Regions from separate parts of the Homo sapiens genome. Here region 2 is linked to region 1. The links are chromatin contacts, found by Hi-C in ENCODE. All regions are on one chromosome and are shown on one strand. Each heading gives the region's core, a stretch centred on a gene start or an enhancer-like site at or near the end of the contact. The rest is flanking DNA. Distances are from core to core; before and after follow the strand shown. Region 1 holds the start of LINC02831 (long intergenic non-protein coding RNA 2831). Region 2 holds the start of LINC01812 (long intergenic non-protein coding RNA 1812).

Region 1 (3,370 bases), core at 818-3,317:
TTGTTTTGTAAAAAGGTAAGAATGGAAGCCTGGTAGTTATTGTTGGCCAAAAAGGTAGTTATTAGAAGGGAGAACAAGGGTTTTTAGGGTTCTGGTAATGTTCTGTTTTGTGACCTGGGTATTGGGTTCAAAGATATGGTCATTTGTGAAAATTCTTTAAGCTCTATGTTATAATATGTGCATTTTTTTCTGCACATACATTATAGTTTAATAAAAAGTTAAACAAAGATCAGCAAATGAATTACACATACACATGCACACACACATTATAAATACACAGTCTCAGAGTCAGTGTTTTCTACCTTGAGACTTTATATTACCTACAATCCCTTAAGCTTCTCCCTGGAAATATCACCTGTCCAACATGGAAATTACATCCAATAAGCATTTATAAGTGATCCTCTTAGCATCATCTCCACAGAATTTCAAAGAAAATCTTAGGGTTCTCAAATTCCTTAGCCTTTACCTCCTCTTTAGGACACTTTTAACATGGACTCCTGGGTCTCTATGAAAAAATGGAAAGAGACTGAGGCATCAATAAAAAGAAATAAAATTCTCCCTTGGTTTCTTACTCAAATTAACTTTGACTCAAGTCACACGCTCAGTCTATGTCTATGGAAACATTCAGATACATGTAAACATTCAGATGAAAAGTGAAAAATCCAACCAGCTGAATTGACTTACCTGTTGTTGGGAACACCTGTATGTATTGGCCTTATAGGAAGCCCTCAACAGACATTCACTTTCTTGTCTTTGGGCAGAACTGTATCATATGGCACCTCCAGTTGCAAGGACATCTGGAAGACAGAATATTTAGCTTTTTCAGACTCTGTATTAGAGACAGGTAATGAGATCCCCTTTGGGAATGAGCGATGAACTGGCCAAATTACAGTTCTAACTAGATAAGCGAAAGCCACAGCAGGCCAGGTGAAATGGAGGTACGGGAAAGTCCAGGGAAGAGTTGTTTAAATCAGTGGTTTCAACCTGGGATGTTCATTGTAATCACCTGGGTATCACCCTCAGCAATCCTAATTTAATTGGCCTTGGGTGTGGTCCAGCATCAGGATCTTTAAAAGCTCCTGTAAGTGATTCTAAGGCACAGCCAAGGTTGAGAGCTACTGGCTTAAAGAGATAAATATCAAGACTTGTATCCTCAAAGAAAATAGCAAAGGTATTAGGTATCTCACCAGCTATTATGTTTTGTGGATTTAAAGTCAAAGATTAAACAAAGGTTTTTAAGAGCTTATATCTGGAAAAGGAGTAAAAGTCTAGAAAAAAATTATTCCCTGATTTTGCAAACACTTGAGTGACAAACAGGCATTAGAACATGAGCAAGTTATTTTTAAAATAATATGTTGATTAATTAAGGTTCACTCAATCTAATAGTTGGAAATATTCATAGAAAAAGTGGGCAGTCTTATCTGTGTAATTAACTGGAAATACATCTCAGCTCCACCCCTTCCAACAGTGGGGGTCTAGTGTAAAATATTGACCTCTCGTAGAGTCTCAGTTTTCCCACTTATAAAATGCGAGAAATGATTGAACCTACCTCAAAAGCCTTTCTGTAAGGAATGATTGAGATAACCTGGATGAAAGGGTTAAATGTCTGGCATGTAGTAACAGCTCAATATCATCGTTCTTGGTCTCCCATTCAGCAAGCTCATTTACAAGCATTCATGTCACCTACAAAGAATTAGCAAGAATTGGGTCTGAAAAACACCAAGGTGACAATTTAATTACTGTTATATGAGGCTTGATGAACTATTATTCAACTATCCAGGGCAAAGTATTGTAAAAGAGATATAAAATGCTGCTGGAGGGACTTATGTTAGATATGATTTAAAAAAATAGTTAACTATGAAGGCAATAAAACATGATAAAACGTTAGTTGAAAAAGCAATGGTTTCTCCTCAGAAAGTCTGCTTTAATAGGAGATATTTTCATATTTCTAGAATAGTCTAAGCCATAGTGTGGTAAATAAATTAACTTTCAACATCCTTTTTGGTCTTTATGACTCAATAATTGTGACTCAACGATATAAACTTAGGAAGATGAAATTCAGATTTCAGTTGAGAAGCAATGCTGTTTCACCTCCCTGAGAGAATTGCCTTGTTTGTGAAATACTACAGAAAAACCTGTATTTTCTCCAGAAAATGAAAGGTCTTGGCCTGAGTAAATCAAGGCAGAAAACTCACCCCCGTGAAAGCTGCAGCTCTGAGAGTGTGTGGGCAGGGTGAGTGTCACAGGTTCAGGTTGTCTGGACTGCCCTTGGGACCCCAGCTCCTCCTTTCCATCATGTTGCGGTCCAGAGTTCAGTTCATACCATCCCAGATGATTTGGGGGTTTGCTTCCTCACTTCAGGCACTCTTTAAATAAGAGGCCTTGTCAGTGGCTCTTCCATCTGGCAGAAAGTGGGTGCTCAATAAATATTTGTTGAATGAGCCTGATCATTCTGATGAAAAGAGACCCCTTTGTTCTTTTGGGCCATTGGGTTTACCATTTACTAAACGGCCTGTGGCTTCCTGGTCTGACAAATTTATAGCACCTGTTTATGTCTTTCTCACCCACAGGCTTCAACAGAATACCTGTGGCTGCACTTACAAAAGGCAGCCAGAAGGACCCGTCCATTCTGGAAAGTACCTTTAGTCTGAAAGGTACAAATCAGAACTTTCACCACATTCCATCTGGCACTCACTGGTGGTGCCAACACCTCAAAAACCCTGCCGGGGCCATTTGTCACCATGTGGACACAGACAGACCACCAGTGAAAGTGGAATTTTTGAATGAGCTTGAATGACCTGCCTATATGTGTAGACAGCCATGGTCACTTTTTCTCCGTAGGATTAGATGTGCTGATTCTAATGTGGTTCACATTAGGCTATTTTCTTTTAAAAGTGAAATTTCTTTTGGAAGCCTGGACATTTCTAAGACGACTTCACATCTATTCACTCATCTTGCCTTCCAAAACAGCTGCTCACAATCTGAATATTAGACTACAAATAGCAAAAACAAACCTCTGTTGTTATTATTACTATATTATTAGGGTTTTTTTAGAATCCCAAGGAATTCTTTATATAATGTAGAGTAAGCTATTAGAAGGAAATCATTATTTTCAATGTGGTTCATCCCATGGAGGTATGGATGGAGAATCCCTGCTCTTTCCTGGAAATGGATGCTGGTTCTTTAGAACAGTGAGTCTTCTTCAAACTGCATAAAATAATCATTATGACATAATCAGCAGCAGTGTGTTACACTCTTGTCATTTTTCCCTAGTGCATTTCCAGGTCTCTATCAGCAGAATTGGAATTACTTCATCATTTTCAGCATTTCTTTTTCCTTTCCAGCATTTATTGCAGAAAAAATATGAGGC
Region 2 (3,185 bases), core at 439-2,938, 260 kb after region 1:
CTTTGGCTTCGGGCGCCGTGCACAAGCCGGCTCCGGTGAGCCACCAGCCATCACCCACAGTGCTCTTCACAGTCATGGCCTTGGTAGAATGATCAGACCACTACAGCTGCAAGGAGGGAAATCCAGGTCACCGAATGCCTTCCCTCTCCTCTCCACTCCTCTAGCCTATTTCCTTCTACTCAAAATCTCCAGCTATCAGTGCAATCTCATCCCGCAAATCTTTTCTCAGGGAAGATGAGAGGAAGGCACCCTCCCCACCCATCTCCACTTTTGAAATGCCTCCAGGAGTGCCAGCTGTACAGACTTTTCCAGAAGGGTGTTGGAGGAGAGCGTGGCGCATTCAGAGCACCAAGGCTCCCTGATTATGCAAGGCATACAAGAGCCCCTCTATTCATCACCTCGAGGTAGACTATTAAATCTCTGGAAGCCTTCCACACAGTTTAGTAACGGAGATCCATTATGCCCTCCCTCAGGTTCCACTGAACACCAGCAAACAAACATATGGTGAGTAAGTTCTAATAGAATTCCACACCACATGCAGGCTCTGCGCAGAGCTCTGTGCTGGAGGGAAGCTGGCCCCAAGCAGCCTTTGATGGCAGCTCCTCCAAGTGGTTTCTGCAACAGGATTTTCCTGCTTTCACCATGTAAGGATATGAGGCGTGGAGAATTTATTTCTGTTTTCTAGTAAAGCATTTGGTGAGGAGTGTGGACATCTTCTTATATCCCCAGCTTGTAGAGGAGCTTATTAGCTGACTTTGGGTAGGTCACTTGGCCCCCCAAACCTTTGGTGCCTGTCTGTGTAAAATAGCCACAAATGATACCTGTTGTCTATTTCACAGGTGTTGTAATAATGAAACAGCTCAATGGACATAGGATGTTTTGGAACGCATTTCAGATTTGTATCATTATCACAACCCGCCCCCGGATTTCCCGCCTCCGGCCCATGTCTATAGGCTTCATTCCATACAAGAGCCAACTGCATTATCCTTAGGAGAGTTAAAAATAAAACAACAAATCTAGAGTATTGATGATATTGATAACAAGAAAATGTATTTTCTACAATTCAGTAGCTTTACAGTTCCTTTTTGAAAACTATACCTTTAAAAATAAAAACCTGTCTTCTCTCTTTGTCCTCCCCCTCTCCGACCTCCCCCCTCGTCCCCCTTCCCCGCCAAAAAGTGATTATGGAGTGAGAGCCATACTGATTATTTTGACTGATCAACTGGAGAAATTTAGATAAATTTGGCTTTTCATTAACTGCAGCTGTTGTTTCTTTCAGTGCTTAAATGCAATTTATCATTTGAATGTGCCGGCTGAGGAACGTTGCTTGAGTTTTCCTTTGCTTTCAATCATTAGTCCTAACAGTATGAATCCAATTTCTATAGTTAGCCCTTAAAAAGGGTCCCATTTTCTGTCCTTTATGGTTGTTCTTATTGAAATATTAAGTTTTAGGATCAGTTCTCTATCACACACACCACTATCAACATACTACTATTCAAACCCAAATCCAGCTTCCATGCCCTGAAATCACAGGTGCAAAAGCCTAAAACCTCTCAAGGCTCTCTGTCTCCCCACCTCAGCCCCAGCCCATCACCATCCCCACCCACCCACTTACTTAGAACAATGTTTAATTTGGTCACCAGATTCAAATATGCAGAAGTAAGGCCTCCCAAACTCAACGAGATTTCCAGCTCCAATGCACAAAAAGGAAGTTGTGTAGTTCCACATGACTTGACTGTGAATGAGAGCTGTGAAGTGATAAACGACCTCCAAACAACATTGGCTTATTTAAATTAAACTATTATTCATTTATACAGGATGATGACTCATGATTATCTGGACAGGAAGAGAAAAAAAATGTAGTAGGAGGAGATAGCCTCAGAACTTGTTTCCTGTTAATGTTCTAAGAGTAATATCATGCTAGTCTTTATGTGGTTTCTCATTATTCTTAGAACTTTAGTTACCATCTTAATTATTCTATTGTTTCTCTTGGAAGAGGAGGAGGAGTAGACAGGCTACATTTTCTTTTTTTTTCACACCATGATGGATTAAACGTCAAGAATAATTAAATGCCACAGGTTGCTAGCCAACAATTGAACGCTGACATCTTTTAGGAGAACCCACCCAGGAAAGAAGAAAACAAACATCTTAACATCTCAGTGTCTTTCCTGACTTCATTTACGTAGGCAGGGATCCCAACATCTTAAATAAAAAAAAAAAAGAACAAAGCCTCTCCAAGCTAATAATTATTCTATGCTTGGAATGAGAGTGTTCAGAAGAACCAGACATTTATGTCGAAACGTTTTCCAAAGTAGGAGAAGTGGGGGGTTTGCTCCTGTGCACGCTGGCAAATGAAAACAACAAAGAATGTGGATCATCCCAGAGACTTTAGAAACAACATGGAGCCATTTCAAAAGTTCTGATTCTGAGATTTTGAGGGCAAGGAAACAAAGGAAATGTTATTGGTTAATTTATCAATAATTGATAGACAAGGCTGTACTTCCAGTTCCATTTAAGAGCCAACTACAAATAAAATTGTCAGCACATGGCTGAGTAAGAACTATCTGGGGTGGAAGAAACTGAGAAATATTCACTGAAGCATTAATATTTCATGAAGACCAGAAGACCAAGGTCAGTTTTGTTATGAAGGACCCTGAGGTTCCAGTTCACTTTGAAATGCTGAAGCCAGGCAATTTCAGGACGTTCTATTCATTCTGGCAAGTAAAGACATCTTCCAAACACACAGCAGTGACTTTATTCGAGCACAAAAGTTGGCCCCTCTGGGAGTAGCAAAATCGAGACAAACGATACTCTAGATAATGTGTTCTTCTCTACAAGCACCCAAGTTTTTGTGAAGAACAGCTTAACTTTCGTGTGTTTACCACAAGACTCTCAACTCTCCACATGGCTTGAGTGACAACTGATATCTCTACAATATTATGGCCACACACATCCCATCTCTTGTTTGATTTTTTTGGATCTCCTCTTTCCCCAAAGCCCACTCTTCCTTAATATGAAGAGGTTGGTCTTGAATCTGCATTCTCTGGTTCCTATCCCTTTAGTATCTCTCATTTTGGGTGGCCAGTCACTCACTTACAGGGCACAGACAAAGTAACAGACAAACTAAAAGCCCTTCCAAACCAAACAACAAGGGCCAGGCGAGAAACTATCAGCTCTTCCTAGGA

What was found. A loop is a pair of places that touch in the nucleus more often than their neighbours do. Pooled maps may share reads with other maps.
Region 2: a map of endothelial cell of umbilical vein shows a loop between it and region 1 (5-fold over the local background). The contact joins the promoter of LINC01812 here to the promoter of LINC02831 in region 1. A Hi-C loop is called at or near these places in 2 of 168 maps with a recorded cell type or tissue (MCF 10A and endothelial cell of umbilical vein) and 1 of 50 pooled maps.

Annotation. Positions count from the first base shown.
Region 1 is chr2:67,562,233-67,565,602 of GRCh38, forward strand. LINC02831 (long intergenic non-protein coding RNA 2831) reads left to right here and starts at 2,068. Exons shown (of 7, transcript NR_183413.1): 1 at 2,068-2,233; 2 at 2,571-2,654; 3 at 3,345-3,370. It overlaps LOC105374786 (a long non-coding RNA gene), which reads right to left. Exons shown (of 4, transcript XR_001739524.2): 2 at 2,196-3,370; 3 at 1,550-1,683; 4 at 1-797.
Region 2 is chr2:67,823,874-67,827,058 of GRCh38, forward strand. It overlaps LINC01812 (long intergenic non-protein coding RNA 1812), which reads right to left and starts at 1,689. Exons shown (of 3, transcript NR_110271.1): 1 at 1,616-1,689; 2 at 1-106.